2 separate regions of the Homo sapiens genome follow, and region 2 is linked to region 1. A link is a loop called in an ENCODE intact Hi-C map of the cell type or tissue named here. Cell type or tissue: PC-3. All regions are shown on one strand.

Region 1 (8,000 bases):
AAAATTATAAATGGATTTTGAATTTTATTAAATACTTTTTCATAATTATTGAGTTAATTTTTGTTCATTTCCAGTTTAATTCTTCTGCAGCAAGACACCATGATTTTAGTCTTCTGACATTTGTTGAGACTTGTTTTATGGTCAGCATATAGTCAATTTTAATAAATATCCCTATGCACTAGAAAATTATGTGTTTTGCAATTTTGAGATGAGGTGTTCTATGTAGTGTAATTAACTCACGTTTGTTAAGTATATTGTTTCTATCTTTTACAGCCTGATTATATTTCTGCCTGCCTAGGTCTATCACTTATTCTAAGAGATGAGTCAAAATCTAATAAGATATTAGATTTGTCTCTATCTCTTCTTAGCATTATGAATTTTTACCTTTGCCAATGTGAAGGCTGTTATTTAGTGCATATAAATTTAGAATTATAATTACTTTCAGATAAATTAATCATTTTATTATTAAGAGATATCCCTTTTTAACTCTAGTAACACTGATGTTCTTACTTCTTTGTTATTGTAGTAGAGCTATATCAACTTTCTTTTGGTTTGTGTTTGGATTATATTTACCATTTTTACTATAAGCCTTTGTGTTTCCTTATATAACAGTTGTCTCTTGTAAAATATATATAGTTTTTATTTTATTCAGTCAGATAGTCTTTGTTTAGTAACTGGAGTAATCTGTTTAGTTTATTTACTAATACATTTTGATCTGTCATTGATCAAATCTTTGATCTATCACTGTACTGTTTGTTTTCTATTTGTGATTTTTGTTCTATATTAATTTTTCTTTCCTTTTTTGCCTCTACTTTAATGAATCTATTACTTTTAATATTTCAGTTATCCCTCCATCAATTTGTTATTTATACAAGTTGTGCTTCTTTAAGTGGTTACTCTAGAGAGTACAACATGTAATACATGCTGGCATTAGTAAAATTAGAGGTAAGTCATTACATTTATTAATACTCAGACAGTGAAATGACCTAACAACATTCAACTCTATTAGCCCCTTACTCTCTTTTATATTATTGTTGTTAGATGTTATTGTTTTATATAGTAATAATTTATATACATTTACCCTCATATTTGTCCTTTCTATGATACTTACATTTTCTTTAAATCTTTGTGCTTTCATGTGGATTCATTTTCTTTTAAAAGATCTGAAGAATACATTTTATTATCTCCTTTAGTGTGATCAGTAGGTAACAAATTCTCTAGTTTTTATTTCTCTGAAAGTATACCTATTTACCTTTATTTTCAAAGGATATTTTTGTCAAGTATAGAATTCTTCGTTGTCAGATTTTTTTTCAGCCGTTTGAGGCTACCATTCTATTGTCTTATGGCTTTCACTGCTTCAGTTAAAAAGCTGTTATCTTATTGTTCCTTTGAAGGTTGCAGATATTTTTGTCTGTCTGCTCTTAGGAGTTTTCTGTTTTTCATTGTAACAGTTTTACTGTGTTATACCTAGGGGTGTGTGTGTGTGTGTGTGTGTGTCTGTATTAGTCTGTTCTCATGCTGCTAATAAAGACATACCTGAGACTGGGTAATTTATAAAGGAAAGAGGTTTAATGGACTCACAGTTCCACATGGGTGGAGAGGCCTCACAGTCATGGTGGAAGACGAAGGAAGAGCAAAGGGACCTCTTACATGGCAGCAGGCAAAAGAGCATGTGCAGGGGAACTCCTCTTTCTAAAACCATCAGATCTTGTGAGACTTATTCAGTATCATGAGAATAGCACGGGAAAAACCTACCCCCATGAGTCAATTACCTCCTACCAGGTCCCTCTCACAACACGGGAATTATGGGAGCTACACTTCAAAATGAGATTTGGGTGGGAACTCAGCCAAACCATATCAGCGTCTTTTATATTTATTGTGCTAGTCATTTACAGTGCCTCTTGAAATCTGTGGCATGATAGTTTTTATCAGTTTTGGAAAATTCATAGTGATTATTTCTTCAAATACTGCTTTTGCTGTATTCTCTATTTTCTGTCCTTTCGAGACTCCAATTATATAGAGGTTAGAACTTCTCCCATAACTCCACATCTCATGTCCTTTTTCCTATGTTTTAAGATTCCTTTTCTTTATTTAATGTAGCTACTTTATTTGGACTTATCTTCCAGTTTACTAATTTTGTCTTCTATTATTAAAGTTGACTATATAGAGTTATTAATTTTCAGTTACTGCTTTCTTTCATCTAAAATTTCAGTTTCAAAAAGTTCTTTGTAATTTCCAGTTTTCTGCTAAAATTACCAACATTTGTATCACATTTCTGAAACATAAAATTGTCACAATTATTTTAAAGCCCATTTCTGATAATTCCAATATCACAATCTCCCATGGGTCTCCTTCTGTTGCATGGCTTCTACTGTTTTCCCAGTTTTAGGTTATGGGGTGTTGCCTTGTTGTACCTAATTGTTTTTTATTGAATCCCAACATAGGTGTGAAAAATTGTAGAGAGAGTATGATACTCTGGATTATGTGATCTTCCTTCATGGAGGATTTACTTTTGCTCCTGATGGGCAGGAAGACTAGGATCAGATCACCCAAACCAATTATAGATTGAACAGATATAAAGCAGGGTTTCAGTCTTATTGAGTACATGGTTATTAGCAGTTAAAGTTTAGCCTCTCTGGAATTCAACTGGTTGGGCCTGATTTCAGTTTTTTTCCCTCCAGCCACTTTAGACTTTTGAAGCTTTGCTCAACTTCTTAGCCTCTCAGCTTCTAATTTATGCTTACTTACTTATTTTCTTAGAAGTATTTTGTGATTGGTGAATACCTCAGAAAAACACTGAATGTTGGGCTGATATCTCTGGACAGACTTCACTTTTCTCTGGGATATTGGCCCCTCAATTCCTTGCTGCTTGGGAGTTTTCCAATGCCTTATTTTTATATTTTTGGTTCGGCTTCTCTAATTATTATAGGTGGGAGGGTTGATTATCAGTAAACGAATCTTCCATCATCAGAAGAAGAAATCAATAAGATAATCTCTTGAATAATAATTTATTTTGAATTCAAAACAGTATCTTTTTTTTTTCTATTTTTTTGAGATGGAGTTTTGCTCTTGTTTCCCAGGCTGAAGTGCAATGGTGTGATCTCGGCTCACTGCAACCTCCTGCTCCTGGGTTCAAGCGATTCTCCTGCCGCAGCCTCCTGAGTAGCTGGAATTACAGGCATGCGCCACCACGTCCAGCTGATTTTTTATTTTTAGTAGAGACGGGGTTTCTCCATGTTGGTCAGGTTGGTCTCAAACTCCCGACCTCAGGCGATCCGCCCGACTCAGCCTCCCAAAGTGCTGGGATTACAGGCATGAGCCACCGTGCCCGGCCCAACAGTCTCTATTGAAACAATAAAGATAGGTTTAAAAAAATACAAATAAGCTATTAATTTTAGCTCATAGTGGTATTTCAGATTTTGACAATCAACTCAAAATTTTTCTTAAAAACTTTGAAGCACAGTTTTAGAGAAACATTCTGTTTTTCTGATTTTTAACTTGAAACAAAATTTGGCAAACTTTATACATTATTAGAAAAATATGCCAATTGTTTGCTTGAATGATTTCCTATTTTTCCTTGTTATGGGTATGTTGAAAAGGATATTAATAGTGCCGTTCATTACCAGTAAGTTAATAGAATACTTCACTCAAGTACAGCTGCGTCATTTAACAACAGGGATACATGCTAAGAGACGTGCCTTTAGGTAATTTTATCATTGTGCAAACATCAAAAAGTGTATTTACACAAACCTAGATGGTATATAGCCTATTACACACCCAGACTATATGATATAGCGTATTGCTCCCAAGCTACAAAGCTATATAGCATGTGACTGTACTGAATACTGTAGGCAATTGTAACATGATGGTATTTGTGTATCTAAACATATCTAAACATAGAAAAGGTACAGTAAAAATATGGTATAAAAGATAAAAAAGGTACAACTATGTATAGCAGCTTCATTAGAATCTTACAAGACCACTGTTGTATATGCGGTCTATCATTGACAGAAAAGTTATTACATGATGCATGACTGTACGTTAATAAGAGTCATTTTCTAAATTAGGTTATTACAAGTAACTATAAAAGTGGCAAGCTTCCATTTGCATCACTATCGAAATTTTATAATTAGAGCTTAATTTTTTGAGGATCTGCTAATTAATGTCAAAAGGAAACCAGTGTTATTTACCTGTTATTTTTATAATGATTGTGTTAAACAAAGACACACGGTGCTCAATATGGAGTAGAACATTTGGACAGTAGAGGGTGCAATTGTACCTTTAGTTCTGTATTTTAGTCATTAGAAATTAGTATTTAATGGCTGAGAGATAAATTTGAAGAATGTACTGTTTGTTGAAGCTGTACACTATGGAAGTGTATTTGAAATAAAATGAGTCATGTAAAGAAGGAGTACAAATTTCTCTTGTCATGTGATGCTTTGCTTTACCTTGTACTTTTAAAAAATGAAACATTTAAATCTCAATCAGAAACTATTTGCTAAAAATATTATTTTTAACTGAATAAAGAATATATTTTCTACATATAGAAAGGCATATCATATCAACATGACATTTTTCTGTTGTGGAGCTTTATTAATTTTAATTACATATGTTTTTCCTCTTGGGAAATGGTGCTTCCAAAAGGATTAGGTATATTGATGACTGCCTCATGAGACTCCCAGTTTGTGAGAGGAAAAATCTAATTAAAACCACTAAAGATAAATGATGCAATGCCAAGAGGGTTTTTACATTCACATGGTTATTAATGCTAAGGTTTTGTTGAAGATCTAGAAGTTTCACACAGTTATGAATCAGAAACTTAGATTTCTGTTTAGACACTGAAGCAGCATTATAACATTGCAGTTAAAAGCTTAATTTATAAAGATTTTTGGGATGTATATATGCAAGGCTTTGACTTTTTATCTTCAAATTTGACTCTTTAATAGATAAGGATTTGTTTTATTTTCTCATAGGAACGGCTTGTCTTTAGGTTTTTTTAAGGTTGACAACAATTACTTTTTCAAGACCTATATTCAAGTCTAATAAATTTGAAGGGCTTACGAAGTATTCTTTCTGACTTTTTAAAATTACAGAAAACATCTACCTGAGAAATTTTCTTTTTTGCATTAACAAACCATATATTCCTGTCTTTTGATTTAATTGAACAACTATTTAACATAGCATTGTGACTTTATAATTATTGCTAATTCCCAAAGGTTAGCACTTTCATATTCAATTGATTGTGATGTTAAGCTTATGATTTTATATCTAGGGCCTACTCTGACATTCTATGGAGAAAGCAAAGCAAGAACAAGGGAGGGGAGATGGGAAATAATATATGTATGTTAAGAATTAAGTTAGTGAAGGAATTTTGCAGATGGAGGTAAATTTGCTTCTTGAACTTTGTTTAAATCTTAACTTTCAAATTATAAATGATCAGGTAGGACACAAGCATTGGTTAATAATCACAGAAGTTATTAAGTATATTAATTGAAAGCATCTGCTTTCGAAATAATGTCAAATGGTATGAATAGTTTTCTACAAGATGTATGTATTAAGAAGCACTAGTAAAGAAGGCCAACTCCAAATAAAGCAGTCAGCTTTTGGAAGAGTAGCTGGAACTGTGGAAGAAACAAAAAAGAAATTGCAAAACTGTTGATCCTGTAGACATTGCCAGTGTTACATAAAAGAGCACTGTACCTTGAAGACAACATATTATAAGCCTAAGAGTAAGAAAGAAGGTGAGATTATGGTGATTTAAAAGTGCATTGAGAGAGTTGAAAAAAGTAGTTGGATATCAAGACACATTATTTCCTAGAAAAAAAAATCAGAGTGACAGGAAGAAAACATAGTTACCATGGGCCTTAAACAGGCAAATATGTTGTTCAAATAGGGATGTATTTTTTTTCCATAAAAGAAAACCCATTTTAAAGTTAAGCCTCTGATATATTTGATTTGTTACATACAGAAAGGCTTAAACTAAGCCTCTGATATGTTTGATTTATTAAATATTACACAACACCATCAATAAACAGAAAAGTTTTCCCTTTTGATTCTTTTCCATCAGAGAGGTGTGTTTTGCATTTTAAATAAATAATTGTTGACTGTATTTACTCCTACCTTTATTTATTCAACGCAATTAGCCAGTATAGTGAGCGCCTTCCTGTTCTAGGTGTTGATGAACAAAATAGACATAATTCTTTGCTTTCATAGTTTACAGTCTAATGGGAGATGTATCTATCTAACAAATATTTATGCAAATATTAGGGTTAGTGTTAGGGTTAGAATGCGTAATATATAATTATGCATTGTGATAAAGTGCTTTTAGAAGGGAAAACATTATGGGGATGATTCTGAAGGATTATCAGAGAGAGTTTTTTTAGGGAAGAACTGAAGATTTATTGAATAAATGACTCAAGAGATGAGAGGCGGTAATGGGGAAGTGATAGGGCTAGGATTTGAAGGCAGTGAAAGGGGTTGAGAATAGGTCTTCACGGGCAAAAAGAGAATTCCCATTGGAAGCTATGAAATGTTAAGACGTAATTGCTTAATGCTTGGAGAACTTAAAGAACTAAAGGATCACTGTAACACTTTGGTAATTAATTACTCATCAAATGCTCTACCTTATTTTGATCCCATTGTAGTCCTTCCTTGAACATTTTCACAACCTAAGCAATAATCCTGTGACCCAGTCTAATTTTAAAGGGAGGAAATTGATTATGGATCAAATGGCAAGGCTAATCCTTCCTGTAGGCACCAAATTTGTTATATGTTCATGGTTTTCTGTCATGTCATTGGCTGTGGCCACAGGCTGGGCAAATTGTGGTTTGAAAGGGGAGATGTGAGTAGTTGACAGTACTGTTTGTGGGACGAGAACTGTGTGTTCTTGTCTCAGATATTGCTGTGTATGTAGATAGCAATAGGGGATTTCACAAATGGAGAAAATGCTTGTACTTTCTATTAAATTGTCTAACTGACTTTTAAAGTATTAAATGCCATGAATACTCAGGTTCAACACTGAAAGTATTAGAAGAAGGAAGGTTTAGTTGTTAAACAATGTATATATTTACCATTTATTTACATGGTATATACAGTATGTAATATTTTATGTATTTACTGTATATTTATTTTGGAAATTCATAATACATACTGGAATGTTAAAAGTACTGATATTAATACTGAAAGAAATCTCTTTTCTTACATTTTTCTCAATCTCTCCCAAACATTTTTGACCATGAAACCCTTTTTCATTACATTTATTACCATTTTAAGGAAGTAGTGTTCTTTAGTTCACATTCTGAGGGAAGCCCTGCATTAGAGTCGCCTGGTTGCTAGCAGAGCTTTCTTTGACACTCCTCTTAGAACAACATATTTGCCTGCTTAAGATCCATGATAACTATGTTTTCTTCCTGTCACTTTGAATATTTTCTAGAAAATATGTGTCTTTATACAACTACTTTTTTTTCTTGAAAGAATCACCACTTAAAAGATTCCACCTCTCAATCTTGGTGCACTGGGGATTAAGTTTCCAGCATATGAACTTTGGGGGAGACATTCACATCATAGCTAACACATTTGCTTTTTTTTTCTGTGGGAGGTGGGATAGGATGGGATGTTAAGCCATGGCATATGTTGCTGTCGCTCCTTTAATTATCTGTGTTTGTGTGTTTGTATGTATGTGTGTATATATATATATATATATATATGTTATTTGTGTGTGCCCTTGAGAGTGGCATAAAGTAAACTAAAAAATAGACCAAACATGGAAACACTGTTATCTTAGGTAAGTTTTAGTTCTGTGACTGCTGAGAGAATATTACTTGCTGTTTTCTGATGGAGGGTCTAACCAGTGGAAACTGGAAAATGAAAGTAAGCAATTTTCACTAAGTTCTCTATGTTCCTAACAGCAGCAATTGCTTTTAATATTCCACAAATAAACATTGTGAAGATTTCCCTGTTATTTTTTCCACTTAAAAGTTGTAGTCAACATAGATGATTTT
Region 2 (8,000 bases), 630 kb after region 1:
TTGTCTCTTTCATAAAACTGAATGATATAATGGGGACAGTAAGGGCTTGGAAGTCAGACAAACTTGGATTCAATGGTGCTTCCACCTCTTATGAGCTGTTGTGACTTAGGGCAAATTAGTCAACTTCCTCCAATTTTAGTGAAGTTAAAGATGCTGCGTGTCAAATGCCTGGCATTTCGTAGGTTCTCAATACATGCTGTTTGTATGTTATTTATGACCCAACCTTCCAAAAGAGGACATAGAACTCATAAGTGGCATGTGTTGGTTCTGGAACACTTGCAAGAGCCTTGCTACTAACTCCCTCCCTCAAAAATAAATAACTCCACTCCCCCTAATCTTGTGGCTGATGTCTGAAATTGCACTATTATAGTCTCTTTCCATCAACTCAAAGTATTTGCTCACTGTGTAAATTAAAATGCCTATTGGAATTAAAAAACATTTTAAATAATTATATTTCATGTCTATATCAATATGTTATATTTCATTTTTTATTAAAATAAAAGACTAGACAAAAAAGCTTCCATAATGTGGTGGGGAAGACACAGAAGACTTTCTGAACAGCTGGAAATGAACTGGAGACAGCTCCTCCTGCTTGGGGTGACCAGCCATGATCATATATGTGGAGTAAGTCTGTGGTTTTGTGGGGAAAACAAAACAACAACAAAACAAAAAAAGTAACTATTCCTCCCTCATTCTTTCCTGCCTCCTCTCTTCTTTGAAGAGACCACTCTTCAGCCCTGGTCATTTGTGAGCCTTTGCCACAGTGCTGGCCCTGAAAGGAGATCAGTTTCACAATCCTGCTTGGCTGGCATGGGCTGAGTCACTGACCAGCCCATCAATCCCCTTCCTTCTATGTAATCCTGGGTAAATGAAAGAATGGGCAAGAGATGCAGATAAGCCTCTTTTTTCCTCTACCCGGAATAATCCAGCTTGAATTCCTCAGGACGAGTAGTTTTGGGCCATTTTATTTTACTTTATTCTTTAACTTTTAGGTTCAGGGGTCCATGTGTAGGTTTGTTATACAGGTAAACTGCGTGTCGCGGGGCTTTGGTGTACAATTAATTTTATCACCCAGGTAATAAGCATAGTACCCAAAAGGCATTTTTTTCTGATCCTCTCCCTCTTCACCCCCATCAAGTAGGCCCCAGTGCCTGTTGTTCCTCTCTTAGTATGCATGTGTTCTCGTTCGGCTCCCCCTTATAAGTGAGAACATGCAGGATATGGTTTTCTGTTCCTGTGTTAGATTGCATAGGATAATGGAGCTTTGGCCATTTTAAACCAAGGTTATCACTGGCCAAAGCTCAACTAGCTTGCTTGTGTCAGTACAGGCACTAACTAGGGGAAAAGTTTCTAAAAACATGTTTATCTGAAAATGATGACAATGAAATCCCCACCAATCAAAGATCCTATAAGCCATCTTCCTTCCAATTCACAAAACATTCTAGTTAAGCACATTTGTTTCCCCCATAGGCAAACAAAGCCCCAATTAGGACTGGAATGCAAGTAGTCTGAACACATGTGAAAAGGGAAGATTCTTAAGTTCCCAATTTTTCTTTACAACCTTTTTTGTTTGTTTGTTTGTTTGTTTTTTCTTTTTAGAGGAAGGCTAGAGTGCAGTGGTGCAATCTTGGCTCACTGCAACCTCTGTCTCCCTGGTTCAAGGTATTCTCCTGCCTCAGCCTCCCAAGTAGCTGTGATTACAGGTGCCCGCCATCAGGCCCGGCTAATTTTTTGTATTTTTAGTAGAGATGGGGTTTCACCATATTGGCCAGGCAGGTCTCAAACTCCTGATCCCAAGTAATTTGCCCACCTCAGCCTCCCAAGTGCTGGGATTACAGGCATATATTACACCCAGCCATCTTTACAGCCTCTTGATGGTTTGATGTCACCACTTGAAAGGCCTTGATTTGAATTTAAATTGTTGTTTGCTAGAAATGTTTTGAGTTCACTCATTTAAGGCCAATGAAAACTTTCAAGAAAAAAAAAGTTAATTTGCTTAATTTACAAATGTTGATTTGGTTAATTTGTACTCTTAATTATGATTAGGTTCAAAGACAAGGTTAAAAGCACAAATTGCAGTATAGAGTTTTGCTACCATTTCCAATACATTTACTGAAAATGAAGTAACAGAACAAACACTGGGCTGATCCTTTGAACTATTCTTGTTATACTGGTCCTTTCTTTTTGACACTTTAGAATACTTAGATGAGGTTTGAAAAATTGTTAGCAGCAGAATTCTGTTGAGGGTTTATTCACACTGAATCATAAGCATGCTGATTTGACAGCTTCAAAATTTCTTCTAGAAATCTTGTTTCTAGTCTAGATAAGCTCTGTGTGATGTTAGGCAATATTTCTGGGTTATAGGGAAAGACATTTACAAAAGAAAATGGAGTACCCAGATGTTAGCATTCCTATCTGGATAGTATATCCTACCAGAAAAATAATGAGATTTGTGGGATTAGAGAACAATTTAGGTTTTATGAGATAATTTTTTGACGAATGGTGGTGGCATTCATTCCAGAGAGTCACAGCTTGGCTGAAACAATTTTTGGTGTGCCATGTTTCTGGTGATCATATATAATAAATATAAATGTTTCTACCAATTCAATACAACTTCTTCTCCATATCTAAGGAAAAAAGGGTTACACATATGGACAAAATACATTCAGGTGTCTTCCCCAAACAACAATAATTTCAATTATGCTGTCTTAGGTTTCCCAGTAGATCCAATGTTCACTCAATTATCTGTGAAGGAACAAGATTTTTGTTTGTCTGCTTGCTTGTCCAATGTGGCATCTAATACATGGGCTATCTCCTATTTTCCTCAGATTGGGTAAGGATTTTTGCCAATTCTTGATTTTCTCTGCTAGTGGAAGGGAAGCCATGTAGGTAAATTAAAAATCCCTTCTATTTGTCATAATATTAATTTTATGGTGCTTTTATTTGTTGTTGTCATTGTTTTCACTTTCTTGTAGGATTAAAGCAGTGCTTTTCAAACATTTATTTGCATGTGGATCCTTGGGGATCTTATTAATATGCAGGCTTTGATTCAGCAGGTCTGGGTGGGCACCTAGATTCTGCATTTCTAACAGGCTCCCAGGTGATGCTGGTGCTGCTGGTCTAAGGAGCACACTTTAATTAGCAAGAGATTAGGGTATATTCTGTTCTCCTCAGTATATAACATCACAAGGAAGGGGAAGGAGGAGGACTGGAATGGTGGCAGGCTGGTGTCTCTCCTGCGTAATCCCGTGGAGGTTAAAGGGAGACAACTATGGCAGCACCAAACCTCAGATAACATTTCCTCAAGGATTTTTCTTCCTCTGCCTGAAAAATTTCTGTGAGGAAATTAAAGCATTGACCTGCTTTGTCTAAAATTGCCAGTAACAATCCTTTTTTTTTTTTTTTTTTTTAGTGAAACAAGGATTTGGATGCTTACAAAGTATCAGGGTAAATTCTAGATTTTAAAGATTTTTAAAGTATTTTAAAAAATTACCTTGCCCCCACAGTATTTAACAATGTTGTATTTTTAGCTCCTTTTATAAAATCTTGTAGAAACAGTCAACATAGTTTTCACAGAAATAACTTTTTCACACTCATGCTAATATCAGTCAATCAATCTATATAAAACAAAAAATAGTACAATTGGTATAAACTGGTTTACCATCTGATATGGTTTGGCTCTGTGTCCCCACTCAAATCTCATCTTGTAGCTCCCATAATTCCCATGTGTTGTGGGAGGTACCTGGTGGGAGATGACTGAATCATGGGGGTGGTCTTTCCCATGCTGTTTTCATGATAGTGAGTGGGTTTCATGAGATCTGATGGCTTTAAAACAGTGGTATCCCTGCACAAGCTCTCTCTGCCTACTGCCATCCATATAAGACATGACTTGCTCCTCCTTGCATTCCGCCATGCTTGTGAGGCTTCCTCAGCCACGTGGAACTGTGAGTTCTCCATTAAACCTCTTTCCTTTGTAAGTTTCTGAGTCTGGGGTATGTATTTATCAGCAGCATGAAAACAGACTAATACACCATCAAACACAGTTGACATAATAAATCTATCTACTATCTATCTATCTATCTATCTATCTATCTATATTTCAAAGCATTCAAGATAGTTTTCAGAGAAATAACTTTTTATTTTTACAATCATATTTCATACATACACACATTATCTATACCTATGTTTGTGCCTATATGCATATTCATATATTATAATAATAGATAAAACCAGCATAGATTTGTTTGGGAACAAACATGATTTACATGATAAATATAACATGGGCATAATGAAGAGTAACTCATTCATGACAATCATCAAGTTTGGTGGGTGCATAGAAGAACCATTATGCTTTGCAAAGGGTTGGAGAATATGGATTAATCCCATACAATGTGTAAGTGGTGCTCAGGTAAGATAACTACTCTTAACAAACAAACAAGAAAGACAACAAGATTATGAGAGAGAATTGGGAGACCATTTAAATTTACGTTTGCTTTGTCTGTGGTTTCCCAGGTGTTCAGGAAAAGGCCTCTGAGTAAGTGCTATACTATGTAAGCCAAGACCTGAGTAAAGAGAATCAACTAGCCATTCAAAGGCCTGGGGAAAGAGTGGGTGATGAGCAAGAGAAACTCCAAGTACAGAGATGAAAATGAGTCTGGCAAATTCAATTAAATAAAACTAGGCCCAAAATATTTGTAGAAGTGAGTAAGGGGCCAACGGTAGTGTGCGACATTGGTATACTTAAGGCTTGTATTAGTTCATTCTTGCATTTCTATAAAGAAATACCTGAGATGGGGTAATTTATAAAGAAAAGAGGTTTAATTGGCTCATGTTTCTGCAGGCTGTACAGGAAGCATGATGCTGGCATTGACTTGGCTTCTGGGGAGACCTCAGGGAACTTAGAATCATGACAAAGGGAAAGGGGCAGCAGGCACAGGACCAGAGCAGGAGCAAGAGAGCAGAGGGGGAGGTGCTGCACACTTTTAAATTACCAGATTACATGAGAACTCACTCACTAATAAGAGGACAGTACCATGGGGGATGGTGATAAACTATTCATGAGAAATCCACCCTCATGATCCAATCACCTCCCACAAGGCCCCTCCTCCAACACCGGGGATTATATTTCAATATGAGATTTGGGTGGGGACACATCCAAACTATATCAGGGCTATATAGGACACATAAGGATTTTGAATTTTATTCTAAGAGCAATGTAAGCCATGAGAGGTTTTAACAGGGAAATAACATGATCTGGTTAAGGGCTTTTGTTTTGTTTTGTTTAAATTACTGTGCCTGTTATATGAAAGTTTATATAGTGGGTCATTTTCTATAATCTACATAAGTAGATTCCTAAATTGGTACAGGCTGCTTCATATTCATTCCAGGCAACAAAGTGAGATAGTAGAGAATCAGAGAGTCAGAGGTTGGCAGGTACATCAATAACAGATAAAGAAATTAAAGAATTTTGGGCCGGGCGCTGTGGCTCACACCTGTAATCCCAGCACTTTGGGAGGCCGAGGAGGGTGGATAAGGAGGTCCAGAGATCGAGGCCATCCTGGCCAATATGGTGAAACCCCGTCTCTACTAAAAATACAAAAATTAGCTGGGTGTGGTGGCGAGCACCTGTACTCCCAGCTACTCAGGAGGCTGAGGCAGGAGAATCGCTTGAACCCGGGAGGCAGAGGTTGCAGTGAGCCAAGATTGCACCACTACACCCCCCAGCCTGGCGACAGAGTGAGACTCTGTCTCAAAAAAAAAAAAAAAAAAAAAAAAAGAATTACGTTCCATTATGTATACTATCCATATCTTCATTCTAGAGCTGTTAACATTTAATATCTACATATATGAATAATATATATCATATTTTATAAATATATGTTTTCATTGAAAAAGAAGATATTGCTATTTTGGATTAATATTTATTGAAAATGCAAACATTTGTGGGCTAAATATACTGATTGGCTTAGTTTCCTAGGACATTCCTTTGCTCAGTATAGCTCATCAAAATCCACAAAAAAAAAATGCATCAAGATTTTTGTTTTTGTTTGCTTTGGGTTTTCCTTTTGTTGCTGGTTGATTTTGCAGAAATACATGTGCCGAACCAGTTGCTAAACAGGTTTTTCTTTTTATCTTTTTTTTTTTTTTTTTGAGATAAGGTCTTGCTCTGTCACCCAGGCTGGAGTGCAGTGGCGAGATCCCGGCTCACTGCAGCCTCCACCTCCTGGGCTGAAGTGATCCTCCCACTTCAACGTCCTAAGTAGCTGGGACTACAGAGCCATGCCACCATGGCCAACTAATGAACTAATTTTTGTATACTTTATAGAGACAGGGTTTCACCATGCTGCTCAGGCTGGTCTCAAACTCCTGGACACAAGCGATCCTCCAGCCTTGGGCTCCCAAACAGCTGGGATTGCAGGCGTGAGATACCTTGTCTGGCCTTGAGCAAGTTTTTCTATGCTACATTTGTCAAACTAGACACTAATATTGATCCAATCTAATAATTATGTTTTTATACTGAGTAAAAGCAGGAGTTGTAAGCTCGAAGGCTAGGAGGAGGTTAGGCTTGTGGCCAAATTGGAGAATATAAGCTGCTTCTACAGGCATTTAAGTTCAAAATTTTCAAGAAAATTGACTGGTCAAATAAAACATATCTGTAGGCTCAATTGGTCCACAGATCACCAATTTGAGGTTTCTTGTCCAAAGATATTTAAAACTTTTAGGGAACAAAACTTGAATAACATTGACAATAATTCTACAAGTTTCAATAGTGTAATTTCTCTGATGCTTAAAATAGATGAGGATCTTTTCCTCTGATGATTGATAAGCATAAAAAGATGAAATCATTTTGGATATAGGCTTAGCCAAAGATAGGAAATATATTGTATTAATAGTTGATGGTTGTATTTACTCTCCCATACAAGGTTTGTGTCTGGCAATGTTTTTAGTCCTGATTTATGTCACTATATTGATTAACATGAGAACAAGAGTGATATTTCCGATATGGAGTATGATTTAATAAATGTTAAGGCACCAAGCAAGCCCTATATTGGCCTTTTTAAAAAAAAAAAATCACATTATGAATTCAACTATACCATTTCTCTGTCACCCAGGCTGGAGTGCAGTGGCGCGATCTCGGCTCACTGCAAGTTCCGCCTCCTGGGTTCATGCCATTCTCCTGCCTCAGCCTCCCAAGTAGCTGGGACTACAGGTGCCCACCACCACGCCCCTGGCTAATTTTTTTGTATTTTTAGTAGAGACGGATTTTCACCATTAGCCAGGATGGTCTGAATCTCCTGACCATGTGATCTGCCCACCTCTCCATCCCAAAGTGCTGGGATTACAGGCATGAGCCACCACGCCCCGCCCAACTATACCATTTTCCAATGTTGGCACTCATTTTAAATGTTATTAAGGTGAGTCTGTAGGATTCACTTAAAGAATGTGTACATCGCCATACTCAGCTAATTTTTACATTTTTTGTAGAGACAGGATCTCCCTGTGTTGCCCAGGCTGGTCTTAAAGTCCTGAACTCAAGTGATCCTTCTGCCTCAACCTCCCAAACTGCTGGCATGAGCCACTGCATCTGCACGTCAGATATATTTTTTTAAATGACCAACCTTTGTAATACATATGAGATTCATTTCAAATGTCTGCAGATATTATACATACTCAATCATATAAAATTAATTATGATTGAGAATGTTGTGTATTTTTTGTAATTAGCTACGTACTTTTTATTTTTTTATTTTTAAAACCCTATGATTAAAGGGTAGTTACCTAGTTTGGGAATCTAAACCAACTCTTGGTTATAAAGGGTTGTTATTAAATGCCAGGTGTGGTGGCTCACACCTCTAATCCCAGCACTTTGGGAGGGCCAAGGCGGGTGGATCATTTGAGGTCAGGAGTTCAAAACCAGCCTGGCCAACATGGTGAAACCCCGTCTCTACTAAAACTACAAAAATCAGCCAGGTATGGTAGCACACGCCTGTAATCACAGC

Evidence for each region. Hi-C counts contacts between places; a loop is a spot of excess contacts. Peaks named below come from ENCODE experiments on the same cell type or tissue, not always from the same donor. Only the 100,000 strongest peaks of a DNase experiment are listed, where the experiment ranks them.
Region 2: it touches region 1 in a loop (4-fold over the local background); 13 of 110 quality-filtered maps call a loop at or near these places.

The regions. Positions count from the first base shown.
Region 1 is chr10:51,059,588-51,067,587 of GRCh38, forward strand. It overlaps LOC102724719 (a long non-coding RNA gene), which reads right to left. Exons shown (of 2, transcript NR_120678.1): 2 at 2,992-3,343. It also overlaps a transcript of PRKG1 not described here. Among named protein-coding and RNA genes, the nearest start is that of PRKG1, 11 kb to the right of the region's middle. In PC-3, a CTCF peak has its summit at 4,255 (motif pointing right); a DNase peak (open chromatin) is centred at 4,274; H3K27me3 peaks cover 837 bases.
Region 2 is chr10:51,685,176-51,693,175 of GRCh38, forward strand. The region is part of intron 3 of PRKG1 (protein kinase cGMP-dependent 1); the gene reads left to right. Among named protein-coding and RNA genes, the nearest start is that of CSTF2T, 10 kb to the right of the region's middle. In PC-3, no CTCF peak of the experiment used is centred here; DNase peaks (open chromatin) are centred at 806 and 4,566.